Regions from separate parts of the Mus musculus genome. Here region 1 is linked to region 2. Evidence: chromatin loops called from intact Hi-C (ENCODE). Cell type or tissue: left cerebral cortex. All regions are shown on one strand. Links, peaks and the distances in the headings refer to the core of each region. The heading gives the core; the rest is flanking DNA.

Region 1 (9,396 bases), core at 2,274-7,273, 400 kb before region 2:
ACATGACTGCTCCTGGCTATGGTGGAGGAGATGGTTCATTGTAGATAAAATGGAGAGTGTAATTAGAGGGAGGGACATCTAGGAGAGCCCAGAGTAGACTTGACTGGATTGAGCTGGATTGTATGAGGAAACAGGGGAGGGAAAAGGGAGAGAGGGGAACCAGGTACAGCAGCCATGATGCCTACAGGTACAAAAAGAACAAACAATTGAAACAGATTGTATAGGGAAGAGCAGTCCAGCCTCCTGGGGCTGAGTGTTTAGGGTGGGGGTGAGGTGGGGTATGCCAGCCAGGAAGGCCCTGTAACAGGTAAGGACTTAGGGATGTTGGGAAAAATCTAGTGACCAGGGTCCACTTTGTTAGTTAAATAGGCATCTCAGGCATTTGTTTCAGATCTGAAACCTAGCATCCCAGTCTTTTGTTAATAATAAACAGATAAGAAGCAATGTGTAATCGTCTCTATGATTACTTCCTGCTGACACAGGGACATCCTTGTTGGGATGGGGTGTGGAAAAGCTGTAATGCTGGCCAAGCTCCAGGAAGAGCAGGCTGTTTCACTGGCTGTGGGGCCATCTGGGACCAGGGAGTACAGGTTGTTATGGAGCAGTTTGTGAGGCTGGACCACCTGGGACTAGATGCTTTGAAGCTGTCCAGGACTCAGCTTCTAAGGGAATGCCTGGAGCTGGCGCTGGAGCAGTCTGTAGTTCATTTAAAATCTGTTGGGACAGATAGACTAGGGAGAGAAGGTGGAATTAGATAATTCAAAGGAAAATTTTAACCGTGGTGTACATTTGAAACCTTTAGGCCCCAAATTTTTTCTTTTGGTTTATAAAAAGAGGCCACAATTTTAAATATGTTAGCATTACCACTGTTTGCAATCTGTATTGAAATCTACATTGTACAAAGAACAGGAGACTCATGGCTTTATGTCATAGTAAAAGCTTGGGGACCCAAAAAAATGAGTTTAGGTTAAAAGCATTCACCATCTTTCCTCTATCCAGAAGACTGGGTATATGTAGTTTGGACAATCGTTTTCAGCATACACCTAACGCTAGGGAACCCGGGTGCATAACAATCAATTTACCCACTGGGATGTCTCCCCAGGCTCCTTGAGGGTTCTTTAACCCCAGTTCCCATCTCGTGGCCTGTGAGCAGCAGTGCCATTTCCGTGGGTGGCTGCGGCCTTGTTTTCTTTCTGGATGAGGACGAGCAGATCTTCATAGGACTCTGCTTTTATCATCTGTCTAACTGACATGTGACACCACAGAAAGGTCTCACCGTACTTGCCCTAAAAAATAGGAGTCTGCAGAGAATCCAGGAAATAAAAGTCAACTATCCAGTTGCATGTAAGGCAATGGGACAAATGTTGTTTGCGGTTAGGATTGAAGAATGTCCTTAAACCCCAGCTCTGGGGCTAACATCTCTATTGAACAGTGGTTGACTTTGGATCAGAATCTTCGAGATCCTTGGGCTGACATTCAGGGATGTTTAGGTTTGGTAAATGTTTGTCTTTGTTAGGTGGCATTTGTCTCTTTACATACCTTATTTAAGACATAAATGTCAAGCTCTCTCTCTCTCTCTCTCACTTTCATTACTCTGTGTATGTGTGTGTGTGTGTATGACCTACTAGGAAATATCCATACACATCATTATTGTGCAAACTGCCCCAAGAACCATGACATTACAGATAACGACTGAAATCTTCAAGGCCTAATATCCCGATTGGGTTTAACTCCAAGGAAAAGCACTCCAGCATCAGCAACAGATGCACCACCAGTGCATAGTCCAGCATCAGCAACAGATGCACCACCAGGGCATAGTCTACCCAAAGCAGGAGCAACTTCTGTTCTGACACGCCTCTTTTTTAAAATAGGTAGGGAAGGCAAAGACTAGAATACAAAGATTAGATTTTTTTTTCAAAGATGAAGTTACAGAGTTAATGCCACCAAACATCTGTTTGGAGAGGCAAGGAAAGCAGCGATGACTGAGGAAGATATTAAAAATCCCCATAAATGATCCACCACAAGGAAGAAAAGAAAGATTCAAAAGAAGAAAAGAACTTTAGACTGTGTGGGTGCTAGGTAAGGATTGAAGGGATGAAGGAAGCCGTCAATGGGATGAAGTGTAGCTCCAAGTGCAGAAAGCATCCCTGGCAAAGGCAGACAGCTCCATTACTGTATTCACCACGAGCATGTGACCTATGGGGAGGGGGCTGATGTAGTGTGTCTGTACACGAGCTTATAGAAGTAGAAGGGAAATTGTTTCCGTGGCCTTTGGGCACATCTCTTGGGCTCAGAAAGGAGGTGTGGTGAGACATAACAAGAGACTTAGAATGTCCCCTTACTGCTGGGAACAGTCACCCCTTCCTTGGTGGACGAGGTCCCAAGTGGCTCAGGGGTGCCAGTGGGGTGTATTTTATTTCCACAGTGAGTGCATTCCATAGCAAAGCTTGGCAAATGGTTCTATTGGTTAAATGGTTAGATGGTTAGTGCTCATTGAAACTGGGAGCCAACAGTCTTGCAGTGTTATAAATACCTACCATGCAACACACGCCATCAAAACATTTCCCAGCCACCATAGCTCAGAAGTTAGTCGTGATTCCTTCTGGACAGACAAGAATCTGGGACCAGGGACTTGCAGCTACTCAAAGTCACACAGCAAAATGTCAGAGCCAGGCAGGACATGGATGGTTTGGCTTTGTGGTTCTGTGTCCCCACTCCTTGCTCTGGCCCTTTGTCCAATCAGAATCTCTCATCACTGCTATCAATGGAGCAGAAGAAAAGCCACATTTTGAGCAGACTCTGGACTGAACAGAGGACCTGGGTGTCTCTGAGATTCTCTCATGAGAACACTTCTTTGGGCTTGACATCACTCTGTTCTCCCTCAGTCTCCACACATCTGGGCTGTGACATGGTGACATCATTGGTGGTATGTGGTGAAAGCTACTCATTGAATAACACTGATGTAGAGTTCCTTCATGCCAGGTATCGGGAATCCAATGGCACCCTGCCTCTGACCTGAGTCAGGCCCATCATTTGAAATGAACAAGTATATAGCCAGATAATTAATATTATTTAACAATAATTTGATATTAAACAAATGCTATCAGAAGGAAATATAATTCCTCTTGGGAGGAGAACCTGGAAGGAAAGGGTACTATGTCAAGCAGCGTGTATCAAAGAGAGCCAGATGAGTGGGCAGGGCAGAAGGCAGAAGGGAGAAATCCCCTCTTTGCCTGCCAGCCAGCTATTTCTGCCTCTTCTTCAGCTGACCCTAACCCTCACACAGCAGCCTGGATTCTCTCACCCTCTCACTGTTAGGTTAATGAGAGATCTGTGGGTAAAGACAGACAGAGGCAGAGGTCCCTTGCTGTACTGCGGCCTAGCAGCTTGTGCTGTCAGGAGACCTCCTTCAGTCACAGCTCCCTCCCCCTTTTGCCTCTGCAGACCAAAGGGTGGCAGCAGTTTGCAGCCCTGGGTGCTTCATAAGCCCTGTCTCTTAGCTTTACCTCTGCCCCTTACCCTGTAACTACGCCCTTCACTCAACTTCCTTCACTCATCCGCTTGGAATGGTCTGGCCATTTCTGACTGGTATCCTGACCAATAACCTTGCACAACTTCCAGTGGAGCCTCTACACAGAGTGAGGTGGCCCCTGGAATTGGACATTATGGTGGCCCTTTAGGGGTCAGACTGCAAGGATGTGGATCTTGATAGTCTTTTCTTCCTTCCTTTCTTCCCTCCCTCCCTTCCTTCCTGTGCTCCTTCTTCCATCCTTCCTCCCTCCTTCCTGTCCTCCTTCCTTCCTTTTCTCTTCTCTAACCTCATACACACACACACATATACATATATATATACACATACATATACATACATACACACATACACACACATATATACACATATACACACACACATATATATGTATATCTATACATATATATGTGTGTGTATGTGTGTATATATATATATATATATATATATGGACTCCTTTTTTAGACAGGGTCTCTCACTGAACCTGGAGGTCTCCAAATAAACTAGATGGGTGCCTATCAACCTCTAGGGGTCCTCCTGTTTCTGTCTTTCCAGTTATAGATGGTTTTTGTTGTTGTTGTTGTTTTAACAAGTATTAGGTATCATAGAAAAATATTTATAAACAAAATACACAGTAGTACTTGGCGGGTTAGATGGGGTACAAAAGAAAGACTGTGGATAGCATCAGAAAAATTCTTATCATTGTCACTTGTTAGATAACAACGCCACTCCTGAGCTGGGAGCACCAGGCCAGGGCCACTTTAGGGGCAAGGTTGAGATCAGTCACAGGGGAGAAACTCTGGAGGTTTTTAAAGAATGATATGCTACCAACAATCTACCTGGGAGGTGGTTGGAAGCTCTCCACTGGATAAAGCACCTCGGAGAAGACTCAGCCACTGTGGGGTTGTTTCCATGGGGCAAATAGCCAGGCTGGAGTGGGCTGAGATCCAGGTCCAAGGTGAGAAATGTAGCCAAGGGGGCTCAGGTGAGGCTGCTGAGAAGATGGTGCCTAAGGGAGAAGACAGGTGGGTGTTGCATGGAGAAAGGCATGTGATGAACGGGAGCAGTTTGCTTTGTGTTGTGTTTAGCTGAGAAGTCATTGGGAAAAAACAGCGTGGGTATAGAGGGTGCACGGACAGAAGGATCATTGCGAGCAAAGATTCCTGAGGAAGAAATAGGTGAAGAAAGTCTCCTTAGCATACTCCACATTGAATGTCTGTCCCATAATAGAAGGGCAGGAAGAAAGGAGGCATATACAGATGTGAGTGGGCGAGCTTTTTGAATATGTGGTTCAGATGCACTCTCCAGATGATGGGTCCTTTGTACAAAGTAGGAAATGGCACCCAGGAGTCACCTGCTCAGACTGTGGGTAGGTGTGAGTGTATGAGCATGTGTGTGCAGGCATAGCATGTGTGCTAGCACGTGAGAGCACACATGCTCATGAGTGGTTCTATCAAGACTTGAAGTTTTGATCATCCAACACTGAACAGAAAGCTCGAACTGATAGGACAGAAGGAGCCAGACCTAATCTGGTTAGCAGAGGAGGCCGGGACTCCCCAAGTGTGGTTTACAGCTTCCCCCAAGACTCGCCACCTGTCCTGAGGAGCAGCATACGAGGAGAGAAAACCTGAGGACGTGTTTCAAATGTTACCGTGACATTTATAGGATTACCGATGAAAATAGAACGTCTGTAGGCATGGCTTGCGTGTGAGAAGAGAAATTGCTCATTCAGGAATCCACCCTTCTCTGTTCTGTGGAGACTTCCTAAGACGTGAGCACCGGGTGGTGTGAGATGCCAGGTTTATATGTATGTGGCTGTAGGGGGTTTCTGCTGGCCTGTGTCAGATGCTGGAGGGAAGTTTCTAGGAACCATTAGTAGGCTGAACCTGACTCCCTTGTCTGCAAGTATCTGAAATGGAATGCCAACTCTGCTCTCCTGCCAGAAACAGCCTCAGAGTGACGCATCTTCTCCCTGTTGACTCTAGGTAAAATGTTAAGGTGTCCATTTGGTTGGTTGTAAGTGGGTGCTTCTGAGTTAGTATCTCCTCCTTATCTAATTAGCTCAGCTCATGGAAGAGACTGTTGGGGTGACTTATTGCTCTCCCTTGAACCAACCCAGCCGCCATTTAAGGGCTTCTTTGTGCCAGTACCAGGCCAGGGTTTTTACACTTTCTCATTCCGCTGTGTGGGTGATTTTAATCTCTGTTTATTAACACCTACCCCATTTACTCCTTACAACAACCTTATGGAACCTTATTAGCTTTAATACATAGATGAAGAAACTGAGGCTCAGAGACGTTGCATGAGATCAACTCTGCTAGAAGTGACAGCCCTGGGCTGGAGCCCAGTGCCTCCTTAATGACACACAAAGCCAAGGCTGCTATTGCTTCTCTCTCCTACACAGCAGCTGTCAGGAGTACCTTTCCAGGACCAAGCCATAAAGGCAGGCGTGGGTATGGGGTGTGTCTGGAAGGCCTCATCAGATACCGTGATTAAAATTAGACTTTTGTTGTTCATGCCTGAACAGTGTGTTTCCACCCCATCCCTACTCTCTTCCAAGTTTACCTGGATGGTCACTGCTACACTTTGAATCTGAGGTGTCTGTTACAGATTTGTTTGTTTTTTACCTCACTGTTTAGCTAGTGGTATTATTTGGGGAGACTATAGAACTTCTAAGATGTGGGGCCCACTTCCCAACTTTTAGAAGGAGGTAGGTCACTGCGGGTAGCCCCTGGGAGGTAGACTCTCTCTGGTTTTTGTTCTAGTCTGTGGTGTTTCCTGCTCCAGCTTCTGTCTGAATAGCTCTGCCACACATCCCTGCTTCCACACACCCCTGCTTCCACACACCCCTGCTTCCACACACCTTTGCTTCCACACACCTTTGCTTCCACACACCCCTGCTGCCACACTCCTGCTTCCACACACTCCTGCTTCCACAGAGCCACACCCTCTCACGCTTCGCCTGCTGTGACGGTAGGCACCCGCTGAAACTGTGAGCCATAATTAATAGTCCTTCTTTTATGTTGACTCTGTAGGGAATTTTGTCACAGTAATGGTAAAAAACAAAACAAAACAAAACAAAACAAAACAAAACAGAAACCTTAAGCCGGGCAGGCATAAGCCTTTAATCCCAGCACTTGTGAGGTAGAGGCAGGTGGATTTCTGAGTTCGAGGCCAGCCTGGTCTACAGAGTGAATTCCAGGACAGCCAGGGCTACACAGAGAAACCCTGTCTTGAAAAACAAAACAAAGCAAAGCAAAGCAAAACAAAACAAAACAGAACAAAACAAAACAAAACATCCTTAATATAATCACAAGCTCTATTTGTTTATTTCGTTTTAAGCTAGGGGGATCTCCGTCTGTAGCGTAGGCTGGGCCTGAACTCTCAGTCCTCTCTCCTCAACCTCCAGAATGCCAGGATTGCAGTCATATGTTACCATGGTGTGTCTCTACCATAAAGTCTTATAAAAGGCATCTGTTGAGTAGGAGAAGGCCAGTGTAACTGTGACAGTGCAGGTTTAAACCAGCTCACTCACAAGTGCATTATGACCCAGGCTGCTGTCTATTCTGTTCCACTCTAGTCTAGTCTGTCCCCCTTGGGAAGTCAGCATGTACCAGAGGGACCCATGAAAGTATCTGAAGACACAATGGCTGTGTTTCCAGAGTTTAAGTCAAAAGTCCTGACTCCAGGAATCCCAACATAGCAGTGTGGCCACCTCTCCTCAGATACCAATTGAACGGTACAAGGTGGAGAAAGGGGATTTAAGTAACATGGTGACATTGGAAAGAGAAACAGATGATAGGGTTCAGTGACCGCAAGTCCTTCAGGCACTGACATGAGGTTTAAATAGAGGAACGATTGGACAAGGGGCGAGAAGTTTGAGTACCCGCCGGGCTGGTCAAGTTTTCTGTGGCTGACTATTGTCTTAGTTTATTCTACAATGTGGATAATTGTCCCAGGGCTCTAGTCCTCAAGGATGCCTGTTGCTTGGGGATAGTATTGATCCCTGTCTTAATTATTTTTCTGTTGCTGTGAAGAGACACCATGACCAAGGCAACTTATAAATGAAAGCATTTAACTGGAGGCTTGCTTGCAGTTTCTGGGGTGCGTTCATGATCATAATGACAGGAAGCACGGTAGCAGACAGGCAGGCACGGTGCTGAAGCAGTAGCCAAGAACTTACATTTTATCCATAGGCAGAGGTTGGGGGGATGGGTGGTCAGGGAAAGACTGAGCCAGCATGAGCTTTGAAACCTCAAAGCCTGCTCTTAGTGATACACCTCCTCCAACAAGGCCACACTTAATCCTACCCAAAATAGTTCTACTAACTAGGGACCAAGGATTCAAACGTATGAGCCTTGGGGGTTATATCTCATTCAAACCACCATAGTTCCTTTTGGAGATATTTATCTGTCAGTCTTGTAACTTCTGGAACCCAAGGTGATGGAAGACAAAGGTCTCTAGAGCCGTGGCTCGAAACCTGTGGGTCTCAACCCCTTTGGCAAAATTCCACTTCCAAAAATATTTACATTATGATCCATAACAGTAGCACAGCTGTAAAGTAGCAACGAAAATCATCTGTGGTTGGAGGTCACCACAACGTGAGGAACTGTATTAAAGGGTTGAAGCATTAGGAAGGTTGAGAAGCGCTGCTCTAGAAGAAAACATTAGAGCAGAGAGAGACAACACAGATCAGTAAGGCCCATGGCTGGTGTCTTCCTTTAGCTGTTTTTGCTGATCTGAATTTCAGGATTTTGTGTACATTGTGGGCAGATGTTTTCCCCACCCCCACAAAGCTCTTCACATATTTTATTCCATTTGCTGGCAAACTATTTTTTTTAAGGGCAGAGTTCCAGACCCAGGTTCGAGTTTTTGGCTTAGCTCCATCTCTACTCCTTCATCTGCCCATTTATTCACTGGGGTGCCTTGGAGGAGGAGGACTCAGACTCTGTGTGTCAAGAACGCAGGCAGATGTAAAGCCTGCTTGGCTCAGGGCCACTGAGATGTGGACCCATAAAGCCTTCACTTTTGATTTCTTTTGCAATCTTCCCTTTAACTTTATGATTTCAATCTAGTTAGATTGTCATTACATCGTACCAGCCCCACTATAGACCCTAAAAGAGTTTTCTTTTTTATTTTTCTTTGTGGAGGTGGGGCCTCATGTAGCCCAGGATAGCCTTGAACTCAGTGTTTCAGAGAATTAGCTAGAACTCCTCCTGTTCCTTCTGTCTCTACCTCCCAAGGGTAGGCATTGCAGCCTGAGCCACCATGCCCAGTTGAGTTGTCTGTAACTCATGGCTTCCTGGCACCGTTTATTCTTTCCTATGTGATCCCTGTTGCTCCCAGCTATCCTGAGCCTTTGGAGGGACCATGGAGAAAAGGAAATCTGTAAGCAAGCATGGCATGGCTCCAGCTACAGAAAGCTTATCACGTTCATTATCTCAGTTTCTTTCCCAACACTCTTAGGGGTAGAAGTTAGAATGTTTTAACACATTGTCCTCCTTATTTTAATAGGTAAAGGAATATGCCCAGGGGCTCTTGCTTTCAGCTGGACAGAGCTTATCTTCAGTGTCAAGACTTGGATAACATGGTAGGGGTCACTGTTTCTGGTGTTACCTGAGGGCAGCAAGGATACAGGAGTTGGAGGGTAGATGTACAAAAAGGGAAAGATTGACTCCTGTAAGAGTACTTCCTGGAGAAGAGATATAAAACCCACTGATATTGGAGTGTTCAGACTCCACCTATCAAAAGGGAATAATGATAATAATCACGATTATGACCAAACTCCCCACTTAACTTATTTCTCCTGTAGTCTCTCTTATTTCCAGGATATGTATGAATACATAGTGCCTGAGAGGTGCCACCAA
Region 2 (9,396 bases), core at 2,164-7,163:
GATGTTAACGTTCCTCTTTCCTCAAGTTATGCATTCCTTTTAAGAGTTACTAATTCTGTGCTGTTGCTGCTGCCGCCGCCACCACTACTGCAGACACCATAACCAAGGCGACTCTTGTAAAGACACATATTTAATTGGGGCTGGCTTCCAGTTTCAGAGATTCAGTTCATTACCATCATGGTGAGAATGCCATGCAAACAGACAAGGTTCTGCAGATGGAGCTGAGAGTTCTACATCTTGATCTACAAGCAGCAGAAGGAGACTGTGCCACACCGAGCATAGCTTAGGAGATCTCAAAGCCAGCCCCCACCCCCCACCCTCACCCCCCCCCCCCCACACACACAGTGACACACTTCCTCCAACAAGGTCACACCTACTCCAACAACTCCGAATTGTGCCATTCCCTATAGAGTTTATACGGGGGACATTCCTATTTGAACCACCACAAAATTCACCAGAAAATTCTCAGTACCCCACACAGTGCCTGGAAGATGACCAGTGTGTAATAACTAAATGAAAAACTAAACACCCATTGGATAAATGGACTAGTAAGTAATGTATGAATGACTGAATAAACAGATTACTAAAAACAATTTTTTTTCTTTTAGAAGAATTAAAAGATTCCATTGGGGGGGGGGTATGGTGTATATCTTTATGCATGTATGTGTGTGTGACATCAAAGTCACCCCAACATGAGTCCCTTAAAAAGGGAGATTGTTGTTCCTTGACTCATTTGTTCACTCACATATTTATGTATTCAAAATTTTTATTGTATATCTAGTTGCAGCTGTGTCAGAAAGCTGGCGCTGTAGCAATGAGACTACAGCTTGCTTTTATGCCCACACAGCTAGCGGCTAGACCGGGATCTTGGTGTCATCATACTATCTTTTCCACATTCACATGCCATTCATGGCCCAGCTTACCAGCAACAGTCATAGGAGAATGGCATCTGCCTTCTTTCTTCAAAATCTGATGCCAAATATACCAAACTGGCAGAACAAAATGAGTATCCATAAGTCCAACACATTACTTTTATAGATTTCTAACTACCAAGAGGTAGAATGGAGGCAGAAAGAGCAATTCCTCGTGGCAACACTCTTAATCCAAGAGAAAAAGCTTCAGTCATGACAGCACATGACAGCACATGACAGCACATGACAGCACATGACAGCACAAGGCAGGAGAAGGACCAGGAAGGGATAGGAGATAATCATAGGCATACTATACTCTTCATTTCCTGGTGTCTTTCCAATTTCTAAAGTTAGATCCATAAACTGAACTCATACTTTTGGGGGCCTATAAAACTTGCTCACATTGGTAGAAGAGCAAATTCACCTCATTCTACAAATGCTGTCTCTTCTACAATTTCACCAACATAGAAGACAGCCTGTGCTCTGTAAAGAAATTATAGCAATTAGGGTTGGTATCTGTCCTACCAACTGTTTCCTTAGAATCTTGAAATCTTTCCCATCTGTTGTACAGAGGATGGGTGTTTTCCAAACCAACTTCTGAATGAACACATGAACTGAGGAAGCCATGGAAATGTATGGCCAGGGGATGCAGTGACCAGGGATTTCAACCTGCTGCTGAGCCCAGACCTCCACTAAAATTCATCAGGGTTGTGGTGCCAAAGCCACTCTTCCCACAAGCCACTCCTGGGAAATGATTAATCATGCCATAGCTCACCCTAAACATGTCCCATCCACGGTTTTTCAAGACAAAGACCAAATGTTCAAGACACCCAGCATTCTCTGTCTAAGGAGTTCTGAGATTTTTTTTTCCTGTACCATTGACTCAAGTCTGAAGGAAAACCCTGGAAGCAGAAACTCCTTTCTGCCCTCCAAACGTTCAACTCCTACAAGCAAGGAATTACTGTCCCATTCAACTCTAAATGCAACCGAACCCTGGGGGTTGGCACAAACATTCCTAAAACTTAATCACTGTCACATCTTCAGATAACTTTGATTATTCAAGCAAGGAATTGCTTTTTTTTTTTTTAAGTGGCCTAAGAGTTGGCCAAGAAGAACAAGTCCTTTTCAATAACAAAGATACAAATTACAAGATAAGCTTTCTTGTAAATTTTTAATTCTTCATTTCTCCTATCATTTCCCTACTATTCTGAATCTTGATTTCACCTAAAAACAATTACAAAGTAGGACAATCCAGACCTTTATGTAGCCAGTCAAAATATCTACTGACTGCATATTACATTTCAACTCTAAAGTATTAGTCCTTTGGAGACTGTCTTAGTTAGGGTTTACTGCTTTGAACAGACACCATGACAAGGCAACTCTTATAAAGACAACATTTAATTGGGGCTGGCTTACAGGTTTAGAGGTCCAGTCCATTATCATCAAGGCAGGAAGTGTGGCAGTATTGAGGTAGACATGGGGCTGGAGGAGCTGAGAGTTCCTCTTATTCTAAAGGCAGTTATCAGAAGACTGACTTCCAGGCAGCTAGGATGAGGGTCTTAAAGCCAATGCCTACAGTGACACACCTACTCCAAGGCTACACCTCCTAACAGTGCCACTCCTTGGGCCAAGCATATATAAACCATCACAGAGACTATGATAACAACTGATACGATTTCTACCATCATTAGAATTGTAAATTTTGGAGGTAAATAGTCAATAGTAAAACAATCCCCCAAACAATATCCAAATATATGTTAGGAAATGTGCTATGAAGGGCAGGATGCCATGAAGTACCCCAGATGAAGTAACAGATTGGGCTGAGTTCTGAAGCATGAGTAACAATTAACTAGGCAGAGACAGTTACTTTAACTGGAGCAGGATAGGGATACCTGCTCCATGCAGGTGGATCAGCATTTGGAAGAGAGAAAGAACCACAGGGAATCCCAATAGCAGGGAAGATGGCCAAGAGAGCTGAGCCCCAAGTGTGAGGAGAAGGGCAGTGAGATGAGACTCATGCCAGACCTTGAGGATTGTCTTAATCCACTCACTCAGAGCCTTGTGTTCTCAGCATCCCTCCATGCATGCATCCCACCAGGCTCTGCATTATTTACCCCATACATCTTGAAATCCTTTCTCAACCCTCTTTCCTCCTCAGGAGAACATACAGGCTTTCTTCCTGAGCTTAGTTAGCTTCAGCACCACTGTCCTCAAATTCCTCTTCCTTCATGCTGTCACCTCTGTCTCTTTGACTCTGCTGCCTTTTCATGCAAGAGTCTTGATGCTTTATTCCCCCTTCTTCAAGTTTATCCTCAGATCCTTTCTCTGATGATGTGTAACTACCTCCCAAGGATGGTGCCCATCCAAAGGGAAGACAAAGTCTCTCTGATTTTATCTAACAACATGAAATCCACAATAGTGTTCTGCAGGGATTTATTTGTAGGAGACATTTGTAGCTTGATATTCCTGAAGCTTTTAAAGCCTGTTAGGAAAGCACTTACCATTTTTAGAAAATGAAACTTGTCTAGCTTCCAGTAGGAATACAAACTAGAAACCATCATCACAGTTTCACTCAGCAGACTGGTGAAGTAGGGTGATTTTTACCCCCAGGAAGCTGAAAGTAATGTCTGGAGATATTTTGGGTTTTGCACGAGAATGGAATGGTGACTAAGAAACAGAACCCAAGAGTGCCAACAGCATCTGAAACATCTACAGTGCACAAGATAACCCAAATCATAGAGACATATCCAGCCCCAAATGCTCTTAGTGCAAAGGTTGATAAACCTCTCAAGATGTGGAAATGACAACTCAAGGTCTACACTGTTCATCACTGATTAATGCTATTCAATGACTACCACCTCCACAATGCATTCAAATAATTGCGGCATGTATTTGTAGATATTTTTGTTGATTACAGGTTCATTCTTCTCGTCTCTGTAATTTAAGTATTTAAAGCCTTCAAGGAAATGAACCATCCTCACTATATACTTAGTAACCCAATAAAATCTGGTTTACAATTGGATATGATGTTCTATATTGATAGAGACTATCTAGCAAAAAGTTCTAAATTTCTTACATTATTTTGTATTACTGCAATAGAATATCTAAGGCCTATAGATAAAAGGATTTATTTCTTAAAGCTTTGGAAACTGAGAAGTCCAAGATAAGGGGCTACATCTAATATGGAGTGTTTTTGTTTTGTTTTTAAGATTTATTTATTTATTTTATGTAGGTGGGTATACTGTCATCTTCAGATACACCAGAAGAGGGCACCAGATCCCATTACAGATGGTTGTAAGCCACCATGTGGCTGCTGGGAATTGAACTCAGGACCTCTGGAAGAGCAGCCAGTGCTCTTATCCACTGAGCCATCTCTCCAGCCCATAGGGGGAGTTCTTACTGTGTTGTATCACATGACAAGGCCATAGAAGCATGTAACCTTGGGTTTCTCTTTTTATATCTTGAGGCCCCCACCCTCATAACTTCATCTAGTCCTAATTACTTCCCAAGGCCTCACCTCCAAAAACATGAATCAGGAGATTAAGTTTCTGCCACATAAACTTTTAGGGGAAATTTCTAAACCATAGCAGTCTCCCCTTTGCTGCCAGGGACCCCAAGCTGCTCCATGGAAGGCAAGGTGGAGGTGCTGTATAGTTAAGATAGATTTGAACTTGCAGAAGTGACAACAACCCCAAATCCTAGTTTCTCTAAAGCTTCAAGATTTTCTCACTCAACGTCTTAACTATAGACCAGCAGGTGTTCTGCTCCTCTTTAGTCGCTCAGAGGCCCAGACTGATCAATACTCTGCTGTGTCATGCTGAAGCTTCAGAAGTCATCTCAACAGAGAGGAGACAGTAGAGATGTAGACCTCAGCTCGGAACTATTACAAGTTGTTTCTTCTCAAGGTTTGTAGGCTAAAATATTCATATAGCCATAGCCAGACCAGACCAGATAGAAGACTGAGCAAGCAGACTATTAGCTAAGTTTAATTTTTAGCCCGAGCAGGTAATATCCAGGCAAGTAATTTCTCCAAGTCATCATTTCTCCCATTTTTGAGGCAGCAAAAAGAATAATTATTCCTTATACAGTGGCTGTGATGCATCAAACTAAATGTTTTACAATTCGTGATCTACAGCAGACTTCAGACCTATGGTATAAGTAGGCACAGTTAACAAAAAAATGTTGTTGTGATTACAATGATAGTAATGACTATATTGTTCTTAGTTTACAAAGTATGTGTGACTCCATCCAATCATAAGACAAGGTGGGCTCAACTAGAATCTTCTCCCTGACTTTTCTTCCCACCTGTGTCAATACAATGATTTGTCAAATTTTATTTTGTATCCTTGAGAGTAGTGTTTAATCTTTATTAATTCATCTAAAAATCAATTTTGAATACCATGTTTTAATCAATATATGGGTAGATACGAGACTTAAATAGAAAGATAAATGAGACCATAGCCACCTTCTTCCAAGAGTTCACAGCCTGAGACTGTGGGAATCCAGAAGAACTTAGGAATGGTACCCAGCAGTTTGAGGAATCACACACACACACACACACACACAAAACCTTTGTGAATAAATGTATAAAAGTTAACTGTAGTTTAAATGGATGTTGTCAAGGAAGTAAGTGGTCTGATGAGGAAAAATAGTCCAGCAAAAGGAAGACCATTTGTAAAGATTCAGAATGAATGTGTAATTGTGTAATTTAGTAAGGTCAGAATATTGAACAAAAAGAAGGGCAGGAACTAGGAGTAGAGGCAGTCTTCTATACCATAAAGTATAAGCAGGATAGCAACATGATCAAATCTGCTTTTGAAATAATCTATTAAGTGTGTATATTAATCTGCTAATGCCACTATAACAAAATAACCAAGTACTAAGTAATTTAAACGATAGAAATTTATTTTTCACAGTTCTGTGGCTTTACTTCCAAATTCAAAAAGGTGACAGGGAGTACAGCTACTCTCTCCTTAGACTGTAGGTTGCTTTATCTTCCTTGTCTCCTCACATGGCCATATGGTCTTCCTTCTGTGTACACACCCTTATGGTATCGACTCTACTTCTTATAAGAGCATTAGTCACACTGGAGAGGGCCCCACCCTTATGACTTCATTTAACTGTAGTTATCTCCTTAGTGGGTATCTCTAGACTTAGCTTCGCTGGGTGTGAGAACTTTAGTAGGAAAGGACAATTAAGTCTAACACTGGCCAAGCTTGCTAGCAGGAAACAGAGAGAGGAGAAAGCTGCCACAATCCAGGCAAATCATTCATTGACTTGTAATAATTTAATGGACATAAGGATGAAGAAAAGGGAGGTATCTGAAAAATAAAAAGTCAGTAGGCATAGGTATGTCGCTTAAAACCTAGGTTGGGAATACAAAATGAGAGAGCTATCAGCTTGGATGGAGTTAGCTAAGGACATGAAAATAGATTTGGTCACCCGAGTAAACTCAGTAGAGTGACAAGAAGAGGTGGCCAAAAGCCAAGCCTCAGAAAACACCATTTACAAAGTGGACAGAAAGAGAATGGCCAAAAAAGCACTTGAGAAAAGAGCTTAAAAGCAAACTAAAAACTCAAGATCATTTGAGGTCACAAGAAAGACAGTGAAAGGACCCTGCTCAGTAGGGTCAAATGCCAGCAAATCGTTAATAATGTACATTTTACAATAGGTTAAGGACCCAGAGACTGAATGACCTCTCTGGGGACAGGTGTGGCACAGAAAAGACTGACTCTGTGATGGTGCTGTGTGACAAGGGGACATGAGGGACAGAGGAAACTAAAGTCCTCGTGACTCGGTTGACTGAGGAAGATACATAAAGGAAAAAACGTTGAGGCAGATAAGCAGGTTAAAGATGTGCTTTTGTTCTGGTGAGAAGCTGAAGTACGCCTTTATGCTGAGAGGCACATGCCAGTCAAGAGGTAGATTGCAACTCTATCAGAGTATAGGAGAGTGGTGGCCTAGGAAGCATTGGGAGTCCTGACTACTTAAAGCCCGGTACAGTCTGTCTGATGTAGAGAACTTAGGCTGTGCAAAAGTTAAAGCACACAGGATGCTGAGGTTCCCGCTTCTCCCACCTCTGTCCTAAAATCTTCAAGGCATCTTCTACGTTCTTAGACGGCTTTTCACACATCTTCCGATCTATTAGGGCAAACACATTATTTTTCTGGGTCAGGTTATTGTTACCTAGATATCTGAGATTTATCAAAGTCCCCAGCACCTAACAGTTCAATAAACACTTGACAAATAAGTCAACCTGAGGCAGTGTCTTATCCCGCTTAGTGCATATCTTCCTGTGGAGACCAGAGAATGGACCACGTGGTAGTCAGGTATAAAGAAAAGGCAGGCTCACTTGCACGGAAGCTCTCTAGGAAAGATTCATTATTCATTCCACAAACATTTACTGAGCGTATGGCGCTGCCTTCAGCCACGGAACAGATGGCCCAAGGCAACCGACACACGAAGCCTCCTCCAAGCTGGAGGATTCCCTACTCCCCACAAATGACAAATCAGTAGCTGTTGCATGCATCCATCTGCTGCGATCTGGAGCCCAGATATTCTCTCCGCCTCTCCAGCATGGAGAAGCAGATCACTACCAATTTTCCTTTCTGTCAACAGGAGTTGAGGAATAGAGTGTGCCGAATTGACATAAGCAGCTCCAATTGCCTTCAGAATTTGGCCTGAAGCCCAATTATATTTTTCTAGTTTGTGCCACAGTACATGAAAAGTACAATTTGTCTCATTTCTTTCCCTTACTTTTAAAAATATTCAAAAAAAAAAAAACTTGGCTGAGTGAAACCAACCAAGCATGTTCTTCAGGAATAACTTTGAGCACAATCATAGCTATGTTATTATGATATATACTCTAAGGCAGATTCAGTTGAAAGAATGTGGATATATTATTTTAAAATTATATGCACATGAATAAAGTATACTGCATACAAATAATTTTAAAATATTGTTGCTAGGTTGAGGATAACTCAAGGTTATAAATACATTCATGTGCACAGGCATGATTATGGTCTTACACACACACACATACACACACATACAGAAAGAGAGGGGGGAAGAGAGAAGGAGAGAGAAATTCATTCATTCACCAATGCAATGTTTTGTAAAAGAATTATTTTCTAAGCTTGTTGTTTGAAATTTGGACTATATATTTTCAAGAATAATGTATGCATATAAGTGGCTTGTCAAGGAATCTCAAAAGGCCGACTTCACCAACAGTTCAGACAAACTAGGTAAAATTGGTCCGGTTTCCATGGGCAGGAGATGTAGTGGTTCCTGCCTGAAATTTCAGCACCAGACTGCCTGAGGCAGGAGGAACACCATGGTTTTGAGGATAGCCTGAGTTAATGATGAGTCCAGGACAACTTGGACGAGAGAAAAGACCCTGTCCCTGGCAGGGTCTCATGCTTAGACACAACACCATGTTCTAATTGCATTCACACCTTGCCTATAGCTTAGTACATATGACTAACTATAAACAGACCCACACCCGTGGTTCGTCTTCAAGAGAACCTAGGAGGGAATACACTGGTAAGATACAGATAAAGCGAGTTTAGACCATTCAGTTGTCTTCTTGGAACAGAAAATAGAAAACATTTTTTCAAACTGATTTAATCACTAGCATCTAAAATGAGAAACAGAGTAGATGCCGTGGATGTATGCAGACTTCAGTTTTCCTCTTCTGTGAACACAGCCCAACACCATGTGACTATTTCTGGCCAACAAACCATGAGTACAAATATATCCTTAAGGCTGAGGCAGGCAGGGGAAAGCTACAAGGTGTGAGCACCCAGTCTCTCTGTTTCTTGGTGTTTAGTTTGCTAGGGTTGCTATAATCTTAATTATAGCATAGTACCATAATCTTAATTGTAGGAAACAACATCAGCTCAGGATTCCCAAGATCAAGTTTTCAGCACAAAGGAGATTTATTTGCTTCAGAGGAAGCAGGGGGCAATCAGGGAGAAAGGCAAGGCCTGCCAGAGCCATGTTTGCCATGCCAGGACTGGCTAGAGTCCCTCATTATGGCTTAAATAACAGAAAGTTTCTATCTCACAGGTAAGAAACTTGAGAGTAGGGTGCTTCTGGCCAACGGACTATGTTCCCTTTATAATCACAAAGGAAAGACATACTCCAGGACTTTGTGTTGGCTTCTGAGAGTACAATGTCTGTGGCAATGTAATTCCAACCTTCACATGGCAAGTTTCTCTGTGTGCCTCTCTGCATCGAGAGTGCTGCCTTCTTGTATGGGGTCAGCCATATTAGATCAGAGTTCTGCTATGGTTAGAAATGGTTTCAGTAAATTCCTCACATTTCCTATAGTAGAATTTAGTCTTCATTGAGAGATACTGTGGTGGTTTGAATAAGCTTGGCCCATGGGAAGTGGCACTGTTAGGAAGTGTGGCCTTGTTGGAATAGGTGTGAACTTGTTGAAGGAAGTAAGTCACTGTGTAGGCAGGCTTTGTGCTTTGAGGTC

What was found. Hi-C counts contacts between places; a loop is a spot of excess contacts. Peaks named below come from ENCODE experiments on the same cell type or tissue, not always from the same donor. Only the 100,000 strongest peaks of a DNase experiment are listed, where the experiment ranks them.
Region 1: it touches region 2 in a loop (2.4-fold over the local background); 2 of 42 quality-filtered maps call a loop at or near these places.

The regions. Positions count from the first base shown.
Region 1 is chr12:77,599,022-77,608,417 of GRCm38, forward strand. The region is part of intron 2 of Gm35240 (a long non-coding RNA gene); the gene reads left to right. Among named protein-coding and RNA genes, the nearest start is that of Gm35240, 50 kb to the left of the region's middle. In left cerebral cortex, for the core only: no CTCF peak of the experiment used is centred there; DNase peaks (open chromatin) are centred at 4,906, 5,175 and 5,942; H3K27ac peaks cover 972 bases.
Region 2 is chr12:77,994,608-78,004,003 of GRCm38, forward strand. No RefSeq gene overlaps it. Among named protein-coding and RNA genes, the nearest start is that of Gm24070, 180 kb to the left of the region's middle. In left cerebral cortex, for the core only: a CTCF peak has its summit at 4,160 (motif pointing right); DNase peaks (open chromatin) are centred at 3,533 and 6,005.